3 separate regions of the Mus musculus genome follow, and all the other regions are linked to region 2. Evidence: chromatin contacts called from ENCODE Hi-C or POLR2A ChIA-PET data. All regions are on one chromosome and are shown on one strand. The core of a region is the stretch at or near the end of the contact, and the rest is flanking DNA. Distances in the headings are between cores, read along the strand shown. Region 1 overlaps Bmpr1a (bone morphogenetic protein receptor, type 1A). Region 2 holds the start of Bmpr1a (bone morphogenetic protein receptor, type 1A). Region 3 overlaps Ldb3 (LIM domain binding 3).

The links. A loop is a pair of places that touch in the nucleus more often than their neighbours do. ChIA-PET counts read pairs that join two places held with the same protein, here RNA polymerase II (POLR2A).
Region 1: a loop to region 2 is called in a map of gastrocnemius, with 2.6 times the contacts of the local background. The contact joins the enhancer-like site here to the promoter of Bmpr1a in region 2. A Hi-C loop is called at or near these places in 7 of 37 maps with a recorded cell type or tissue (gastrocnemius, heart and left cerebral cortex). POLR2A ChIA-PET finds 5 or more read pairs at or near these places in 4 of 5 experiments (Patski and embryonic stem cell).
Region 3: a loop to region 2 is called in a map of left cerebral cortex, with 7 times the contacts of the local background. The contact joins the enhancer-like site here to the promoter of Bmpr1a in region 2. A Hi-C loop is called at or near these places in 21 of 37 maps with a recorded cell type or tissue (CH12.LX, Patski, T-helper 1 cell and 8 more). POLR2A ChIA-PET finds 5 or more read pairs at or near these places in 4 of 5 experiments (Patski and embryonic stem cell).

What each region holds. Positions count from the first base shown.
Region 1 is chr14:34,460,058-34,463,644 of GRCm38, forward strand. It overlaps Bmpr1a (bone morphogenetic protein receptor, type 1A), which reads right to left. Exons shown (of 13, transcript NM_009758.4): 2 at 442-555. Among named protein-coding and RNA genes, the nearest start is that of Bmpr1a, 41 kb to the right of the region's middle. Within about 2 kb of position 1,330, at least 1 of the 3 ENCODE cell types and tissues checked has a DNase peak (open chromatin) inside an H3K27ac peak, as active enhancers do; it is gastrocnemius, where a contact is called at or near this core.
Region 2 is chr14:34,500,895-34,504,821 of GRCm38, forward strand. Bmpr1a (bone morphogenetic protein receptor, type 1A) reads right to left here and starts at 1,652. Exons shown (of 13, transcript NM_009758.4): 1 at 1,501-1,652.
Region 3 is chr14:34,546,803-34,550,299 of GRCm38, forward strand. The region is part of intron 10 of Ldb3 (LIM domain binding 3); the gene reads right to left. Among named protein-coding and RNA genes, the nearest start is that of 9230112D13Rik, 26 kb to the left of the region's middle. Within about 2 kb of position 1,934, at least 3 of the 3 ENCODE cell types and tissues checked have a DNase peak (open chromatin) inside an H3K27ac peak, as active enhancers do; they include gastrocnemius, heart and left cerebral cortex, where a contact is called at or near this core.

The DNA of each region.
Region 1 (3,587 bases), core at 80-2,579, 41 kb before region 2:
AGAAAGCATTTTTTATGACTTCATGTGAGGAGCGGGTGTGGCAGCAGCCCCAAGATGGCACCGGGACTGCAGCTAAGTCTCAAGACTTGCACCTGACTTCCTCATACACCTGAAAATAAGCCACGACCATCGTGAGAGCTGCGCAGGTGCACCATGATGCTGGCGGTGTAAACAAGTCCATATTTGGTGAAGACATGCCCCTGCCGCCCTGATTGGCTGAAGCTGCGTGCCTGGTGAGGTGACATGGCCTGCCGTGAGTGGATGGGGGCTGAGAGTATTTAAGAGTGAGAGGCCCGGGGTTCGGGGGAGAAAAAGATGAAGTGAGAGAGATGAAGACTGAAGCTTGCTGAATAAACTGCTGTTAGAAGAACTGGTGGTCGTGTCATTCTTGTTGGTCGAGAGCGGACATGACAACTTCATTTTCTTTAATCTTTTCCTTACCTCAGAGATGTGGCTAGATAAAACTGTAGTTCCAATTTCTCCGAACAGCTTTGACCTATGCTTCCATCTCATGAATTCCAAGACAGTATCAAAGCGATGCATATTTTCATAAATCTGCTTTAAAAAAAAAAAGACTTATTTAAGAAAAAGCTTTTAATGTCAGAATAAAATGTGTAAAAGAGCACTAAAAATTTTTCATAGGTAAAATTATTTATTTTCAAAGTAAAGTCAATGAACAATTACTGGCCAAAAGAAGATACAGTACTTAGGGAAATGACACAGTGCAATCTTCGAGGCAATTAGGTACAAATGTTTATGTTAAACTTAGGTTTTAATGAACAATACCAATTTAAAACAAATCAACTAAAAGAACATGAAACAATTTTCTTGCAATCTCACTTTTCCCTTTCTTGTAGACTGCCTAAAAATTTTTATTTGTTTAATATGGAGGGGGTCCATACACACTAACACTGTCCTTAAAGACCCTACTGCTTCAAGGGACATTTACAAAAATGCAAGATGGCAAACAATAACAATTTTTAATTTATTTAAAAATATACATGCTCACTTACACTATGGACTCCAGGAGCTCATCATCCTCCTCCTGCCTAGCGTAAAAATTTAAAACAATTTCATTGACTTTTTTTAATTAAAACTTCAAAGAGGAAAAATACTATGTTTCATACAGAAAGAAATTTTCAAAAGCAATATGAATATAACTATATCCTATCACAAGGTCAATCCTTTTGTCTTCAGACCATTCAATGACAGTATGCTGAGGTCTGACAGTCTTGGCAATAGTAACTAAATTCACATCACCTGGGGCAACTCAAGACCAGTCCAACATAGAAGACAGCAACCGTCTTTAAAGAGTCCACTCAGCAGATGGGCTGCCACAGAGAAATCTTTCATTGTCCAAGAAATGAGCAGACCCTGACAGCTATTAGTAACACTGTCTGCACTTAGGAGCCTTCTTGGTTCCTCTCAATGCTATCATTATCCACAATATAACCAGGCCCCAGCAGTTTTCAAACCTACTCTTAGAATGTCACTAAGAAATGAAGGAAGGGAAAATAGATTTGAAGGACTGGTGTTTTTATTTTTTTAATCCAAAATCTTTATATCTTAGAAAAATTTCCCCTAAGTTGATTAAATAAATAAACAACACACATACACACACACACACACACACACACACACACACACACACACACATATGATACTAGAGAAATGGCACAAAGTTTACTCTAAAATCATTTAGGGGGTTGGAGGGACTTGAGTCCACTCCAAACAGAAGTGAGATAATCACTGTGTTACATTAACTTACATAAAAGTAAAAATAGGCCATTGATGTACCTTTATTTAAACACTTTACCAGATAATTGCAATGGATCAAATGATGAATAACATGCAAACCATTGCTTATTACAACACTAATTATTATAACATTTTTTTTCACAGCAAAGAAAGATTTGAGTTTTAGGCTAAATTTAAAATTAATTTTTTAAAAGAGAAGAAACACATTATCCAGCCCCAATATCCAAATATACCATAATTCAAAATCCAAATTATTTAGTCTCCTGTTATGCTCTCATAGGTGAATAACAGGAAAATAATTTCAGAAACAAAAATTTAAAAGTTAATCTTGGAGGCTGTAGAGATGGCTCACAGGTAAGAGCACTAACTTCTCTTCCAGAACCTGGGTTCAGTTCCCAGCACCCACATGGTGGTCCACTACCATCTGTAACTCCTGCTCAGGGGATCTGACCTCTCCTTCTGACCTCAGGCACCAAGAATTCATGTGATGCACAGTCATACATACAAGCAAAACACTCACTAAAATAAATCTTAACAAACAAATCACAAACAAACCTAATCTTACAGCCTACTGAGAAAATCTTTCTGTACCTCAAAAGTTAAACAAAAAAAAAAAATGAAATAAAAAGATTTGCTTCACAGTACAGGTCTACAGATCATTTTTTACATACTAGAAATCCAAAAAATGCAGAAGAAGGACCTCTATAAATGCAAGCATAGATACAGGATTTACATAAGCAAAATGGTCCAAATCACTTAACTTACTAGGTCACTGTTAGCACTGTAAATATGTGTTCACAAGTTTTTGGCTTTTTTTTCTTTTCGTTTTTTTAAATAGCTTTTTATTGACTTAAGAGTTTCCCATCATGCATCTCTCCATTCCCTCATATCCACCCTTACAAACCCTTCCCCCAAAAAACCACACAAACAAAACATAGAAAACATCTCCTGGAAGCTGTAGTGTGTCCCACAATATACCCCTCTGTCCACACATCCTTCCTCACTTATGAATGTTCACGTGTTCAAGTTCAACCTTGTGTTCAACAAGGGATCTTATTAAAAAAAAAATCAAACACTGGGATTGGTAAGATGGCTCAGCAAGCACAGCTACTTGCTTGCCAAGCCTAGAAACCTGAGTTCAATCCCAGGACCCACATATCAGAGACAACTGACTCCTGCAAGTTTCCCTCTGACCTCCACACTTGTACCATGGCACATGCCCATGCACACAACAAAAACATACAAAAATGAACTGAAATGTAACAACAACAAGACAAACACCAAATAAATGTAATTTTTTTTTTTTTTTTACCAAAGATGTTGGGCTAAAATTTTCAAGCATGTTAAAATAGAGAAACTTAAATTTTAAGTTTTTAAAGTAATTTTAAGTTTCTGCTTAGATGGATTTATGCTGTACTGTATAAAACAAACCTTAATACAAGAATTACTAGTAACATTTAGACACTTAGGGTCAATAACAATTGTACTATGCATACTGGTGTTTATTCTTGGTGGTTTCTGTAGGGGTAATGGATTTCCATTGGTTTATTTTTGTGGTACTGGGAATTGAATCCAGGACCTGGCACATGATTAGCAAACACTCTTCCCCCGACTCTGGCCCTGCTCACTCCAGCCATATTTATTTCATATATGTGGGTACACTGTCACTGTCTTCAGACACAGGAGAATATGGCATCAGATACCCATTACAGATGGTTGCAGGCCACCATGTGGTTGCTGGGAATTGAACTCAGGACCTCTGGAAGAGCAGTTGGTGCTCTTAACCACTGAGCCATCTCACCAGCCCCAGCAAATACTTTTATTACTAC
Region 2 (3,927 bases), core at 402-2,901:
GCTATGTATTGAAACTCTGTATCAACACAACAGGAACAACAACAACAAAAACAACAAGACAACAGAGAGGATAATTCATGCCCCAATCGGTAAGAAAAGGAAATGAATCAAAATGTTAACTAGTAAGTGGGAGGAGGTCCTCTAGAAGGAAAATAGAATGGAGAAGAAATCCAAACCAAAGATCAACCAGTGAACTCTTCACTCTTAAAAGGGTAGGGAGAAGGAAAGAAAGTTAAAAAGGTCTCCCCCTAGATTTGGGGGGGGGGGGGCGGCGGCGAGGATATAAAACAGAGTACAGGTTTAATTAAAAACCCATTCCAATTTTAAATCTGTTTTCCATAAACTCTGGGTTCCCAAGAAGTGTTCATAGTTTAGTTCTGACACTAAAAAAAAAACAAAAAAACAAAAACTAAGATAGTTTTGTTCAACATCTTTTAGTTCGAGAACAATGATAAGCATTAAATTACCTTTTATTTTATCTCGAAGTTTAATTTCCCCTCACGAGCAAACACAAGTCGGTTTACAACTGAAGCAACACAGGAGTTCGTGAATAACTAGACAACGCTCCTAGGTCTTTGCACAATTTTGCTTTAGTAAGAAGGCCATACTCTTGAATACGACGTCCCTGGGTTCAATCCCGGCTCACTTATCTAAGTTATTTAAACCTCTGCGTCTCGGTTTCCTCTTCTAAAGCAACAAAGAATACAATAACCAGGGTTATCTTAAGAAGTAAATGGCGTGACACCGGTGCTAAGTTCGTATCATGTAGTCAGAACGGTTTGTAAGCTGTTTAAAAGAGAAAGCCTGCAGCTCTTTAACCAAATGAAAAAGATCCACACCACGACTTACAAGTCACAAAAACGCCAGGCACGACTAACACACGGCGTTATTATTTTTCTTCCCTGCCGCGTTGGAGGTTTGGGATTTTTGGTTTTGGTTTTTTTTTTTTAATTTTTAATTTTCCTTTTCTTTGCCAGATCTTTCCGCTAGGAGTCTGAAACGGGGGTTGGGGGGATGTAACGCAACCCAGCACAAAGTTTTACGAAATCGAAGTGCAGAATCACAACAGACATGGCAGCGGAGGCCGCGCAGAACAACAGGTGAACCAACTCGCAGGGACGGAGGGGGAAACCCGGCGCCTTCCCGCAGCCAAGTTGGCGGGCGGGCCGAGCACTTCGCCCGGCCTCCGTCCCCGCACTGAACACGCTTCGTTCTCGTTCTCTAGCAGGGTCCCGAGACCCAGTCCCCGCAGCAGCCGCCGCGCAGCTCCGGAGCGGGAGCAGAGCACCGTTCCCATTTAAGGCTTCCAGAAGCGTCCCCGGAGTGGTGCGAAGGCGAACAAAAGGGCAAGCGCGGGCGGGCCGGGCCGCGGGGCCGGGGGGTCTCTCCCGCAGGCCCCGCGGAGGCGCGTCGCGGCCTCCCCTGCGCCGCCACCGTCGCCCCCAAACTTCGCCGGCCTCCCGCGGCGCACCCGCACTCCGTCGCCACCCGCCAACTCACCGGGATCCCGAGAAACTCATCCTCCGGCGCTCGGCGCGGGCGGGCACGGACAGCCGCGGGGCGGCGGGGCCCGGCTCGGCCTCCGCCCTCGGCGTGCAGCGGCCCGGGCCCGGTCGCCCCTCGCGCGGCCGTACAGTCGTCGTCTCGCGCGGGGCCGACGCGCGGGAGCTCGAGCCTCCCTCCCCGCCCTTCCCTCCTCCCTCCGCCCTCCTCCTCCTCCTCCTCCGCGCGGCGGGCAAGCAGATTCCAATCTCTGCCGCCTCAGCCGCGGAGGACGCTCGCTCGTTCGCGGGGCGGGGGAGGGGCAGCGGGGGAGGGGGGAGGGGCGGCTCGGGCGAGCAAGAGGCGCCGGCGCGCGCGCACTGGGAAGGGCCCGCCAGCTCTGCGCGCACCCGCGCCGGGGCGCCGGCCCCGCCCCGGACACGAACCGAGCCGAGAGCTCGGCGGAAGCGCCCGAAGGGCCCGTGGAGTTCGGCGCCCCTCTGCCGGGAAGGAGGCCCGGCCGCCGGCACGGGGGCGCCAGGTTTGCCGAGGGGAGGGGGTCGCCCCTCAGCGCACGCCGCCGCCGCCACCGCACGCGTGACGGAGGGGCCCACTGGGGCAAAGCTGCGTGAAGTGGACGATGCGGGCACACTCCTTCTAGAGCCGGAGCTCGGGCTCCACGGGAGAAGCGGCCCGGTGGCTCCGAGGGCACCGAGGCTCCCGGTGCGGGATCGGTTGCCCGTCTCGTAGTTGTGGTTGCAAAGAAAGATGTAAGGCACACTGCATTCATTACTCACCCCCTCCCTTCCCCGTCCCCCGGTGCTCTCTGGTTCTGGCCCGCCGGGAGGAACGTGGAGGTGCACGCGTTCTCCGGATCACGTAGCGAAAGCCTGGTTTCGGCCCGGGGGCCCCGCCGCTGGGGTGGCTTGTGATCCGCGGGCCTGCGAATTCCTCGGGCGTAAGATAAGGAGCGGCGAGAGCCGGCTGAACTGAAGTCAGCGGACTATAAATACGACTCTCAATCCACCTTTGGCTCAGCCGAGTGACCTCGGATACCCTCCCGAGGCTCTTTCCATCCTTTTAGAAAAATGCAAAGAACTGTCACTACCTCTTTTCTCCCTTTCCCCTCTCATTCGCCATGCAAAATGCCCTTAAAAGTATTCAGTGGCCTGTGGATGAAGAAGGAAAAGATAATCCCTTTTTAAACCAGTCGTTAAATATATAACCTCTTCCGTTTAAGTATTTCAACAAATATTTCGTATTCGTTCTGTTAATTCACTTTTCTGAGAAAACTATAAATCTCTTGGGAAATTGTTTAAAATAGACAGAAGAAAGAGTGAAGGAAGAAACTGTGCCAGGCACTTCATACTTGTGTATTTACACACATTCTGGCCTGGAGGGAAAAAGCAAAACAAAACTTAGATCCCACGGTATTCCCTCATATTCAGCTGAAAATATGTACAGTCCCTTATATTCTAGTTTTAACTAACTGTCCTTCGTGCCCCCTTTCTCCTCCGTCAGCTTTTGCCTTTAGGGCCATCAGTGCCTCCATTGTCTTTTGTTACATTTGAGTCACATTCTCTCGTCTTTTTTCTGAGCTGTCTGGGTCTTGAGTCATTGCAATATTCTCACTGCACTGAAGGAATAGTGTGATATCAGAGAGGTTTCTTGCATCCACTAAAAATGGTGACTTTTCTTTCCGGATATTTCTATATACCACCCCTCTTGAATTTGAAAAGAAAGAGCAGACCTTTTGTTCTAAGAGATTTGAACTCGTTGGCCAAAGGCCTTATGCCTATCCATGTGTTATGACAGAGAAGACCATGGCAAGTGAACCAAATGGTGTGACTTCTGCATCCTAATTTGATTTGCGGGCTAGAATCAGTCTGTGAAATAGACAAGAATCTCAGGTTGGAGCTTTAGTGTACCAAGACTGGAATACACACACTGGTGTTGCCTGATTTGAGTTACATGCTACTGAAATAAGAGCAAAGTGGGCACGGAGCTTTATTAAGTCATAGCTTTCTTCTCCACAAAAAAAAGATCCTTTTCAAGTGTTTGGGACTGTAGCTTGGCTTTCTCACGTTCTCCTTAAATCAACTCACCTAGTACCCAGACTTAACTCCTTAGCACATCACAGTCCACAGCCAAGTGAACTGGGCCAGGACATGGTTTGCTTTTGGGTTCCTGGCATGTATCAGCATGCCAGCCTGTTTCTCCGGTTTGCCTGCCCACTAAATGAACAGAGCCAGAAGCCCAAGGAGACATCTGGACACGTATGGTCTGGCCCCCAAAGTCAAAGGCAACACTTCAAGGTCCAATTTAACATTCTGTAATGCCGTAGAATTCCTTTAAGTAGGTTAATAGAAGGGACTAGAAATGAGCCTTTTCCTCTGGGCAGTCAGTTTTATCCCAGGTTCTAAAACTGGCATTTGTTGCCTAAGC
Region 3 (3,497 bases), core at 684-3,183, 46 kb after region 2:
CTGTTAGAGGAGAGTGGGGAGAGGTGATCCCACAGAACTTCAAAGCAGCTTCATCCCTCTGTTGTAAGATTTAGGGTTCTGTATAAGTCTGTGTAAGCTGTGTCTTTCTCTCTTTGCTTTTCATTTCATTTCTTCTATCCTTTGTTTCCTTCTTGTTTTACAAGCCACAATCCTCTGTGCTGGTCTTTTTTTTTTTTTTTTTGGAAACAGGGTTTCTCTGGCTGTCCCTGGAACTCACTCTGTTGATCATGCTATTCTGGAACCCAGAGTTCTGCTTGGCTTTGCCTCTCAAGTGCTGAGATCAAAGGCCCAGCCAAGCTGTTTGTTTTTTGACATATAGCCCAGGCTAGTCTGGAACTCACTCTGTATTCCAGGTTGGCCTCAACAATTCAGAGATCCTGGTATCTCAGCCTCTTGAGTGCGGGATTACAGACATGTGCCTCCACACCTAGCTCTAAAAGGAATTAGGAATGAAAGCCGTGTGATCGTCAAGCCATGGCCTTATGTACTAAGCACCTGAAAGGCAGTTAGTCTAAATTGAGATGTGCTATTCAGTTTAAAAATCTGAAGACTTAATAAAAGAATATAAAGTATCTTAGTAATAATTATCTTATATTGATTGTATGTTAAAGCTGTTTATTTATTTTTAAATTTAATGTGTGCAGATGTTTGCCTGCATGTATGTCTGTGTACCTCATGCATGCCTAGTACCTAGGGGAAGCCAAAAGCGTGTTGGATTCTCTGGGACTGGAGTAAGTTGGCTGTGGGTCCTGTGGAAGAGTAGCTAGTGCTCTTAACCACGGGTCTGCCTCTTCAGCCCCTTGTTTGTGTGTTGAGCCGGGTCTCTACGTGTTACCCAGCTAGCCTCAAGTGACCTTATTTCTCAGCTTCTGAAATAGCTAGCATGCATCTGAATAGAGTCCAGCTCTGAACCATTTTTAATATACTGAGCTGTGTCTGGAAAAACGTCCCAGTGGTTAAGAGCATGTACTAGTAAAAGACTGGAATTGGATTGCCAACACTCATGTCTCATGGCTTATAACTGCCTTAAACTTAAGCTTCAATGGATTCCACACCTTCTTCTGGCCTATGTAGGCACCTGCGTTCTAGTGTACACACACACACACACACACACACACACACACACACACACACACACGCATTTGAGGCTGAAAAGATGGCTTTGGAGAGATGGCTCAGTGGCTAAGAGCACAAGCTGGGATCCAGGTTCAATTCCCAACCCCCTCGTGGCAGCTTACAACTGTCTGTAACTCCAATTCCAGGGGATCTGACGCCCTCACGTAAAGGCAAAACACCAATGTACACACAATAAAATAAAATATTTTTTAAAAGGTCAGGTGCAGTGGTGCACACCTTTAATCCCAGCTCTAGAGACCTGATCTACAGAGCAAGTTGAGAAACCCTGAATAAAGAACACAAAAAACTCAGAAATTTTCATATGCTGAGCTAAATAAAAATGTATTTAAATCAATTTTACCTGCCTTTTTTTTTTCCTAAAAGTGTCTGCCTCTCGGATGGTTCTTTGCAACAGTGGCTGCCAAGAGCTACTGGCTTTCACAGTGTTGCACAGGAGTTTGTGTAATAGCAAGAGGCAGAGTACTTGCGAGTCAACTTTACAGACAACCTGGAGAGCTTAAGTGGCTACTCGAGGTCAGCCAGCTTGCAAGCTTCCTATCTGAAACGCACCCTAATCAGCTCCTCTAAACCACTCCGAATGCAGAACCAGGCTCCAGCATGCTCCTTCCAAGTAAACCCCGCCCTCGCCCACCTTGCCTCCCTCTCCAACCGCTCCTTCGGTAGGGCAGACATTCTCTTCCTCCTATCCGAGGCTTTCCTGAACCGCCTTCGTTTTCCAAACCCCTACTCAAGGCCCCAGAGAGGAAGGCTGGAATCCTGGACCAGGTTCCTACCTCCTACCCGCTGGGGCTACAAACAGGAGGAGGACTTTCTCTTCCGGGCGGTTCGCCCGGGCAGATCCCTGGGGAGGGGGAAGGAGAAGGGAGAGGACATGCGGGGAGCACGGTCCCCTCTCCTCTCAGCTCCTGCCTGCTTCGCCCCTCTACGCTCCAAATGCCGTAAGAAACCTGATATCCCATCTCCGAGCCCCGGGCTGTTGCTATTTCTACGTGACGGAATTAAGCCGGTTCGAATTAGAAGGTGATATTTCATCTCTAATTGGCACGTTCAAAGGGCTCCTATCGCACTTGGCGGCCCCGGGACTGTGTAATTAAACAACAAGGTGATCTGAGTCACTTAGCCCGGGCTAAGTCGCCGGCAAGCGCCCGGGTCGCCGCCCGGCCCGCAGGCCGACGTGGCCATCCCGGGGACCAAGGTGTCCTCCGCCCACTGGCCCCAGGTGTTCTGGGGAAACGGATGCCCAGCCCAGGCGCCAGAGATAAGATGCCGGCTCGAACCCCGCCCTGCCTCCGTCCCCCACCCCCCGGAAGCTGCGGCCGGGGACTGGCCGCGAGCGGGCTGCTCGTGCTCGGCGGCGCCCAAGTCCCCGCAGCCCAGCAGAGGAGCGGGGTGCGGGCCCGTATCCCCGGCTGGCCTGGCAGCCTACCAGCCGCCCCCGGAGCCCGTTGCCAACCCAGCCTCCCTGGAGAGAAGGAAGGGTGGAGGCAGGCCTCTCCTCTGCTCCAGGCAGGGATGAGTTAACGTCTGCACAGTCTGGGAACCGTGGAAAGGCCTTGGCTCCTGCCGGTCTCCGCCGCCCAGGCCGCTGCGGGAGAAGCGGCTGGAGGGCCCGGCCGCCCCCTGGTGGGCATGCGGGGACAGGACAAGAAAGGTGCCGGGAGGGCCTGCGGTGCTGCTGGGAAAGGTCTGCACCTGACACTACTCCTACCGGCTTCTGCAAACGCCTTCCTGTGTTTCCTGGCCGCACTGAGTGATCATTCTGTCTCCTACGTAGGAGATTTGTACCGCTCCCCTTCCAAAATGCCACCTCAGCCTGTGGAGCTCTGACTTCAGAATTTCCTTTCCTCGGCCCAGAAGTGCAAGAGATGGCATCAGACTACAGATATTATTTTATCTCTGCAGATATAACAAGAGGTTATAGAAATCCTATCTTACTCAAATGAGAAAATTCAGGTCTGAGAGATGAGGTAGTTTGCTTATTCCTTACAGCAGGCTGGGTGTCCCACCCATGCTAAAATGTTTCCTGTCCATACTCAGTTCTGTTGTCGGTGAGCTTCATAAAGCAGGGGACTGATTCTGTCGCTCTAGTCAGGAAAGCCTCAAGAGAAAAGCTTCCTTGGGTCTCATCAATGCCTTATCAGGATGTGTTCTGGAGCCTAGACTTTGTGTTATTCTTTATCCCAAGTCTACTTGGCCAGTTCACACTTGTAGGACACAAGCCCCCTTCCTTCTCCCTTAAAATAACCCGTCTCTTTTCCCTAAGCAGGCCTGTAACTTATTCCCTTCCTCGTTTTACCACAAATGGTTTGTGCATTGGAAAAGTGTGTGTGTGTGTGTGT